Linked DNA regions of Homo sapiens: region 2 is linked to region 1. A link is an interaction called in ENCODE POLR2A ChIA-PET data of the cell type or tissue named here. Cell type or tissue: GM12878. All regions are shown on one strand. Links, peaks and the distances in the headings refer to the core of each region. The heading gives the core; the rest is flanking DNA.

Region 1 (4,392 bases), core at 268-4,267:
TTACATACTTGCTGAAATTCCTAGAAGCCACTAGATTTTTTTTTCATAAGGTTCACATGGCCTAGCAAGGGAAAGCATCAGTGTTGATGGGGCTCAGGACATGCTAGTCCAAAATATTCTAAGCTGAAGGAATTTGAGAAAACAGCATGTGCAGGAAAGTCTCTCTAACCTTCCCCAATCTTCTCCATAAAACGTAGGAAGGATTTTCTCACCTTCCCCTGAAGCAGGTCATAAAACCTTCACATGAGAGGTGAACGGTTCCCTCCCTACACCCAGGGGAAAGGAGCATCCTTGTCCCTGGAGACACAGGGACATGGAGGGGAATCTGAACAACAAGGCTTGCTAAGTTTTCCCCAGTTTTGTCACCATTAATAGTTCCCTTTTGTCCTCCTCTCATATTTCTCCACGATTGTCCGTGCTTCATCAAACCTAGCATGAAAATATTCAGGCTTACCTGTTTCCTCATTTCCTGATGAGGGCTCCTGTGTCATGTAAAATTTATGTTAAATACATTGTTTTTGACCTTTCTTTTTTTTTAATCTGTTTTTTGTTACAGGGGCCTCAGCCATGAATCTAAGTTGGGTCAAGAAAAAGATATTTTTCCTCCCTTACAGTATGAGTGTGTGTGACTGCCTTTTCAGTGAGGGTGTAAATGGTGGTATCTGATCCTGCCCTGTAAGGAAGTGGGAGCACATATGGCTCTGAGACCCTGCCAGGTGGAAAGCACATAGAGGAAAGAAAGCTCCCTTTGAGGAATGGTCCCTGTGAAGACTTCCCCTTAAGAGAAGTTACCCCTGAGGAGAATTACTCCTGAGGAGTGCTCCCTCTGAGGAGAGACTCTGTCAAAAAAGAAAAAAAAAGAAAAAAAAAAAAGAAGAAGAACTTGACGTGTGAAGCATGCAGGAGCTGTGCTGAGTACAACATCCATGTGTCTTGTTTCGGTGGCTATCTTGGGTCTCAGTCCACCTGGAACAATGGACGGGTTGTTGACTAGCTGCCTTGCGGTAATCTCAAGGAGTGCTCCTCCTAAGGAGTGTTCCCCCCTGAGGAATGCTCCCCCTGAGGAGTGCTCCCCTGAGGAGTGTTTCCCTTGAGGAGAGTTACCCCTAAGAGTGTTCCCTCTGAGGAGAGTTCCCCTGAGATGTGCTCCCGCTGAGGAGTGCTCCCCTGAGAAGTGCCCCTGAGAAGTGCTTCCCTGAAGGGTATTCCCTCTGAGGAGAGGTCCCCCTGAGAAGTGTTTCCCCTGAGGAGTGCTCCCCCAAGGAGTGCTCCCACTGATCAAGACTCCGTTAGCCTTTCCAGCACAGATTCTCCTCTGAGCTCCAGGTTGAGGAAAGAGTCCCTTCTCTGGAAGGGGGGACTTTCTGGCTTTAAAAAGGACAGATTTCTCTTCTAACATCTAGGCAGCTCTTGGAGGCTACTAGTGGAGGGCTCCATGGGATTGACAGCTACTTAGGAGGGCACCAGGCCAGCTGCCCTGCATGCCACAGCCTCATTTCCTCTGCTATGGGGCTCTAAGGCCCAGTATATTCTGAGCAGGGCTGGCCACAGGCAGAGCTGTGTACGGGGTGGGTTGCCCCAACTCCCTTCCCCACATTAATCTCCTGCCCCTTTCTACCATTTCTATGCCTTCAGCACCCTTGCCAAAATGCTCTTCCTTCCATACAAAAAGGGCTGCACTCAGCTTTATTCATAATAACCAATTCTTAAAAGCAACCAAGATATCCTTCAGTAGGTGAATGTGTAACCGAGCACGGGTCTGGCTGCTTTGCCACTTGCAAGGTCCAATGACAAGAGTGAGATATGGTAGAAAGAAAGTGACTTTATTAACCAAAACTAGTAAAGCAGAAGTGAAAGTGACCAGATCCCCATCCAAAGTAATCACTTTAAATTTCTGGGGAGAAAACAAGAGTTTAAAAAAGGGAACTTGGCCAGGCATAGAGGCTCATGCCTGTAGTCCCAGCACTTTGGGAGGCCGAGGAGGGCAGATCACAAGGTCAAGAAATCAAGACCATCCTGGCCAACATGATGAAACCCCTCTCTACTAAAAATAAAAAAATTAGCTGGGTGTGGTGGCGCTTGCTTGTAACCCCAGCTACTCGGGAGGCTGAGGCAGGAGAATCACTTGAACCCAGGAGGTGGAGGCTGCAGTGAACCAACATCACGCCACTGCACTCCAGCCTGGCGACAGAACAAATTCTGTAAAAAAAAAAAAAAAAAAAATAAGAGGAACTTGACATGTGAAGCATGCAGGAGTTGTGCTGAGTACAAGATCCATGTGTCTTGTTTGGTTGCTATCTTGGGTCTCAGTCCACCTGGAACAATGGCCGGGTTGTTGACTAGCTGCCTTGAGGTAATCTCTGGAATTTTGCAGCTGGGTCTCCAGGCTTGGTCTTTCTGTCTCAAGATTAGCCCTTGGAAGGCAGCTTTTGATAATTTTTAGATCATACTATATTAAATCCCTGTGTATTCCATAAAAAAAAGATTAGCCCCTGGAACTTCTAAGTAAGAACATATTTAGATACTAGCATACAGTTAGATAAATGCAAAAGGAGTATATGGTGGGAAAGGGTGGGACATAGAGTCTACCTTAAGCTTACAGGAAAAGGCTTCTGCAGTTTGCTTCAAGGTTGTATTTAAAGACTAGGGAGAAAAGAGAAAGGGGACATTTAAAAAAAATGCATTTTGAAGTTAAGCTATTTGGTTACAAATGGATAAATAAACTATAGTAACATCCAGACAATGGAATATTATTCAATGTTAAAAACAAATGAGCCACCGCACCATGAAAAGACATGGAGAAATATTAAATCCGTATTACTAAGCAAAAGAAGCTAATATGAAAAAGTTACATACCATATGACATTCTGGAAAAGGCTAAACTATGGAGAAGTCGAAAAGATCAGTGGTTACCTGAGGTTAGGGGGAAGGAGGGATGAACAGGCAGAGCACAGAGGATTTTCAGGGCAGTGAAACTACTCTGTATGGTCTAATAGTGGATACATCTCATTATGTATTTGTCCAAACCCACAGAATGCACATAAAGAGTGAACCCTAATGTAAACTTTGGATGACAATGATGTGTCAGTGTGGGTTCATCATTGTAACGAATGTACCACTCTGGTGGGGGATGTGGATAATTCAGGAGGCTATGACTTTATGAAGGAAGTGGGTACATAGGAAATCTCTGTATCTTCCTCTCAATTTTGCTGTGAACCTAAAACTGCTCTAAAAAATAAAGTTGTTGTTGTTGTTGTTTTTAAGCTGCACTCTTCTGTGATGATTTGCATTTTAACAGTATTCAAACTCTTAAACCAGAGGTGAGCAGCCTTCTTTGCATACCATTTATTTTCCATGAAATGAAAATGCAAGGAAAACAACATAGATTCTCAAGACTTGGAATACTTGCTTTACTGAATAAAAGAAATGTCAATGAGGAAACTGTCATGGCTTTTTAGTCACTAACAAGTTAGTATCTGGACATTCATCCTGAAAATCATTCACCAGTCTGGTGGTTCTTCCATGTAGATCTCAGTCCTCAAGTTGCTCATCACTGCTTCATGCTGAAAAACATAATGTTTTTGTTTGTTTGTTTGTTTGTTCGTGACAGGGTCTGGCTCTGTTACTCAGGCCGGAGTGTGGTGGTATAATCATGGCTCACTGCAACCTCTGCCTCCTTGGCTCAAGCAATCCTCCCACCTCAGCCTCCTGAGTAGCTGGGACCACAGGTACATGCCACTACGCCCGTCTAATATTTTTGCATTTTTAGTAGAGATGGGGTTTCACCATGTTGCCCAGGCTGGTCTTGAACTCCTGGACTCAAGTGATCTGCCCTCCTCAGTCTCCCAAAGTGCTGGGATTACAGGCATGAGCCACGGCATCCAACGCAACATGAAGCTTTAATAGTGGCATTTCGGCTGGGCGCGGTGGCTCACGCCTCAGCACTTTGGGAGGCCGAGGCAGGCGGATCATGAGGTCAGGATATCGAGACCATCCTTGCTAACACGGTGAAACCCCATCTCTACTAAAAATACAAAAAAAAAAAAAAAAATTAGCCTGGTGTTGTGGCGGGCACCTGTAGTCCCAGCTACTCGGGAGGCTGAGGCAGGAGAATGGCGTGAACCTGGGAAGCGGAGCTTGCAGTGAGTCAAGATCGCGCCACTGCACTCCAGCCTGGGTGACAGAGCAAGACTCTGTCTCAAAAAAAAAAAAAAAATAGTGGAATTTCAGGCCAGGCACAGTAGCTCATGCCTGTAATCCCAGCACTTTGGGAGGCTGAGGTGGGCAGTTCAGGAGGTCACGAGATCGAGACCTTCCTGGCTAACACGGTGAAACCCCATCTCTACTAAAAATACAAAAATTAGCCAGATGTGGTGGTGTGCGCCTATAATG
Region 2 (4,392 bases), core at 259-4,258, 80 kb before region 1:
CAAACACAGATCTGTCCAAATTCATACCCACGTTCCGATATCATAACTGTGAGCTCCTCAAATAAGTATAGCTACCATTTATTCAACACTTAGTAAATGCCAAACTTATATATCTATTTGATATATATTATATCAAATCAAATCTACACATTGGGTAGGTTTGTTTTAATATCTGCATTCAAAGGTTCAGAAAGATTAAGTAATTTGCCCAAAGTCACATAGGCAGTAAGTAATAGGAATGGCAATATTTGAATCCAGGTTTGTGCAAAGCTCATAATAGCCCCACAGCGTTATGGGTTCAGATTGGGCAATTAAGAGAGCCTTAAATGGGCATTCTCTAATACAGATGCCCTATTGTCACATACACTAAATTCTATTGGCTGAAAATTCTGAGTTTTGACTAAGCAGCAGAATTTACTTTCTTATTGCAGATCTATACCTCTTAATAGGAAAATGTCTAAGATAAGACATTTAGTCAGACTATTCACTAACATGAGTCCTTTGCTTACGAAGACATAGACTCATGTAGTCTGGGTCCCTGAATCTCTGGAGCACCTATCCTGGACAGTTGCATGCGTGGTGGCTCATGCCTATAATCCCAGCACTTTAGGAGGCTGAGGCAGGTGGATCACCTGAGGTCAGGAGTTCAAGACTAGCCTGACCAACATGGCGAAACCCCATCTCTACTAAAAATACAAAAAATTAGCCAAGCGTGGTGGTGCATGCCTGTAATCCCAGCTTCTTGGCAGGCTGAGGCAGGAGAATCGCTTGAGCCTGGTAGGCGGAGGTTGCAGTGAGCCAAGATTGTGCCACTGCACTCCAGCCTGAGCGACAGAGCAAGACTCTGTCTCAGAAAAAAAAAAAAAAAAAAAAAAAGAAGGAGAAATGTATTTTTTGTATTAGAGTGATTAAATTCTTAGGTCAACTACTGGTAGCCATTTAACCTACCCTAACTAAACCATAAATTTGTACTGCAATAGCAGTGCTGGGAAGGGAAAAGCATGGTCCCTTTAAATGATATAGAATGGGGGAAGGGAAGTGCTGGGTAGAGGAGGGCGTGGTCCCTGGCTAGAGCTCTACCCACACAGACCTAGGTGAGACAGGCATTTTTGTTTTTCTTCCCAAATGTTGCATTTCCTAAGACCACCCTGGCCTGCCACACCCCCATCCTGTGCCTATAAAAACCCCGGAGACCCTAGCAGGCAGACACACAGGCAGCTGGACGGCGAGAGGAGCCTATCAGCGGAGGAATACACAGGTGGCTGGAGGTGGAGAGGGACACACCGACAGGCACCGGCACGCCAGCAGGCCACCAACCGGCAGAACGTCATGGAGTTGGGCTTGGGGCAGTTAGAGGAGAGCCTGGTCCGTCGTCAAGCAACTCGACTCCAGGGGAAAACCATTTCCCTTCTGGCTCACCCATCTGCTGAAAGCTACTTCCACTCAATAAAAAAACCTTGCACCCATTCTCCAAGCCCGCCAGTACACCAAGGCAAGAACCTCGGGATACAGAAAGCCTTCTGTCCTTGCAACAAGGTAGAGGGTCTAATTGAGCTGGTTAACACAAGCTGCCTATAGACGGCCAAACTAAAAGAGCACCCTGTAACACGCGCCCACTGGGGCTTCAGGAGCTGTAAACATCCACCCCTAGACACTGCAGTGGGGTCGGAGCCCCACAGCTTGCCTCTCTGTATGCTCCCCTAGAGGTTTAACAGCCGCTCACTGAAGAAGCGAGCCACATCCCCATCGCGCGCCCTGCAAGGGGGGCAAGGGAACTTTTCTCATTTCAGTACCAAGAGTGGGGCTGAGGGCTGGTGGTTATTGTTGCAAAATCCTCAATTCCATGAGCAGCAGAAGTGTAGAAAACTACAGCTAAATCTGTCCAATTGTTAAGATATTAGGGAAGTGGTACAGGCTATGCTCTCTGCCTTTGGCCTGCCATCTAAATTGACTAACCTAGGCTGGGCAACATAGCAAGACTGTTACAAAATTTTTTTTTAATTAGCCAGATGTAGTGGTGTGTGTCTGTAGTCCCAGCTACCCAGGAAGCTGAAGTGGGAGGATTGCTTGAGCCCAAGAGTTCAAGGTTATAGTAAACTATGACTGTACCACTGCATTCCAGCCTGGCTGACACAGTGAGAAACTGTCTCAGAAAATAAGAGGTCAGGAGTTCAAGACCAGCCTGGCCAACATAGTGAAACCCCATCTCTACTAAAAATACAACAATTAGCCAGGCATGGTGGCGCATGCCTGTAGTCCTAGCTACTTGGGAGGCTGAGGCAGGAGAATGGCTTGATCCTGGGAGGTGGAGGTTGCAGTGAGCTGAGATCGTGCCATTGCACTCCAGCCTGGGCGACAGAGACAGACCCCATCTCAAAAAAAAAAATTAATAATAAAAATAAAATGCTATTAAAAACTGTCTGCTAGACAATGGGTGACAACTTAGCTGTTACTATCCAATTAAAGCTGTTGCTTTCCTTCCAAAACTCAACTAGCTGCCATTAAACTGGGGCAAAGGGTGGGCAGAGGACAAAGGTCTGAAAGATCTGAGTCTTTCAGTTTAAAAACCATTTTTAGACAAGATATTTGGCTATTGTTACTCGCACATGGAACTGATGGAAGGCAAATGGAAAAGATGCCTACTTAGTTTTTGAGGGAATTGTACTGCCAAGCATCCAAGCCTAATCTGCCAAAGCCTGTGACTATTCAATGCCTAAAGCAACCTTTGTGCCTCCAACTATGTATTAACAAGAAACAGGCTATGAAAGCTGTGCAGCAGTCCTCCCACCCCAAAGGGCAAACTCATCACTTCCTGCCTCAGACATAACCATGGGGAATAATGGACACAGAAGCACCTCCCACAGGACGGACGGCTGACTCCTGATGTTTAAGAAGAGAGTCCCCTCTGTTCTTGCTCAGCAGGATTTGATAATTACTATAGATCGACTTCTGGGACTTTCACATTTTCTGACTGGTAGTTTTAATTGTGGTTTTCTTGTTCTTACTACATCACTGCATATGTAGTGGGTTATGGGAAAGATAACTAATCTTTTAGTTTATGGTTTGTGCTATGGTTTGAATATGGCTCCTCCAAAATTCATGTTGAAACTTAATCCCCAATGTCATCATAGTAAGGGGTCGGGGGGTAGTCTTCAGCAGGTGACGACATCACGAATGAAATTAGTACCCTTATAAGAGGGCCTGAAGGGAGTCTGGCCCTTTTTTGCCCTCCCACCATGTGACAATTCAGCAATAGGTGCCATCTTCGAGGCAGAGAGCCCTCACCAGACACTAAATTTGCTGGTGCCTTAATCTTCGACTTCCTAACCTCCAGAATTGTAAGAAATAAATTTATATTATTTATAAAGTACACAGTCTAAGGTATTTTGTTATTGCAACCTGAACAGACTAAAACAGCTTGCAAGATTGTGAACATCATATCTGGATTTGAAGACGGAGACTACACTTCACTCAGAGATCTTGACTTTGATCTGGAGGCAGTCCCTGGGTTTCTTCCCCTTGAGGAGGGATTGTGTCCTACATGGGGATGCCCATATATTTGGGGAGGCCAAAGGGATAAACTGTAGCAGAGAGACTGTTTAATTGTCTCACAACATTTGTTTTCTTCTATTTTAAAGTATTAGGACCTTAAATGTTTAGCTAGGCACCTGCTGCTAGAAGGACTGCTTCCCAGTCTTCTTGATTCTCTCCCGGTCATGGGATTAACGTTTGGTTAGTTAGATGTAAGTAGAAGTAGTGTGAGCAACTTCTGGAAAGTGTTCTTAAAGGCAGGGAGCTTTTCCTGCTCTCTACCTTTTTCTTCTTTCTCCTGGATGGAATGGGATATGCGGGATGGAGCTCAAGCATTCATTTTGGACGATAGGATGATTTAGGAAGTGGAGATTATGCAGTTAAGGCAGAAAAATAAAAATAAAAAAAATCTGATTCCCTGCACTGTGGAGCCCTTTACCATCTGTGGACTACCTATTCAGGCTTATATGAAAGAGAAATAAACTTTCATGTTGTTTAAGCCACTGGTTTTTTTTTTTGTTATTGTTTTTTAAGGGAGGTGAAGGTGTTGGGGAGTAGGGAGAGTTCAATATCCTGCTGCCAAACCTAATCCTAACTAATTCATGACAAGTTACTTTTTTGAGTTACTCCAGTTTCCCTGAAATGGGCAGATCTGGGGGCCAAAGACCAAAGTGGTTTAGAGAGACCACAAATTGAAGTAAACATGATGCCATCTTATTCTGTGACATGTCAGTTAGAGGAGAATTCCAAGCTTAGGGAATTTGCATTCTGTCATACCACAATTTATATCATCATCAGTATCTCTAGGAAAAAGGGTTACCTATCTCTCTTTGTACTGAGACACTGGAACTTTAGAAACCC

What was found. ChIA-PET counts read pairs that join two places held together with the same protein. Peaks named below come from ENCODE experiments on the same cell type or tissue, not always from the same donor. Only the 100,000 strongest peaks of a DNase experiment are listed, where the experiment ranks them.
Region 2: POLR2A ChIA-PET joins it to region 1 with 7 read pairs; 8 of 35 experiments call an interaction of 5 or more read pairs at or near these places.

Annotation. Positions count from the first base shown.
Region 1 is chr1:116,792,421-116,796,812 of GRCh38, reverse strand. No RefSeq gene overlaps it. Among named protein-coding and RNA genes, the nearest start is that of CD2, 40 kb to the right of the region's middle. In GM12878, for the core only: no CTCF peak of the experiment used is centred there; a DNase peak (open chromatin) is centred at 1,812; H3K4me3 peaks cover 548 bases; H3K27ac peaks cover 675 bases.
Region 2 is chr1:116,872,508-116,876,899 of GRCh38, reverse strand. No RefSeq gene overlaps it. Among named protein-coding and RNA genes, the nearest start is that of PTGFRN, 35 kb to the left of the region's middle. In GM12878, for the core only: no CTCF peak of the experiment used is centred there; no DNase peak of the experiment used is centred there.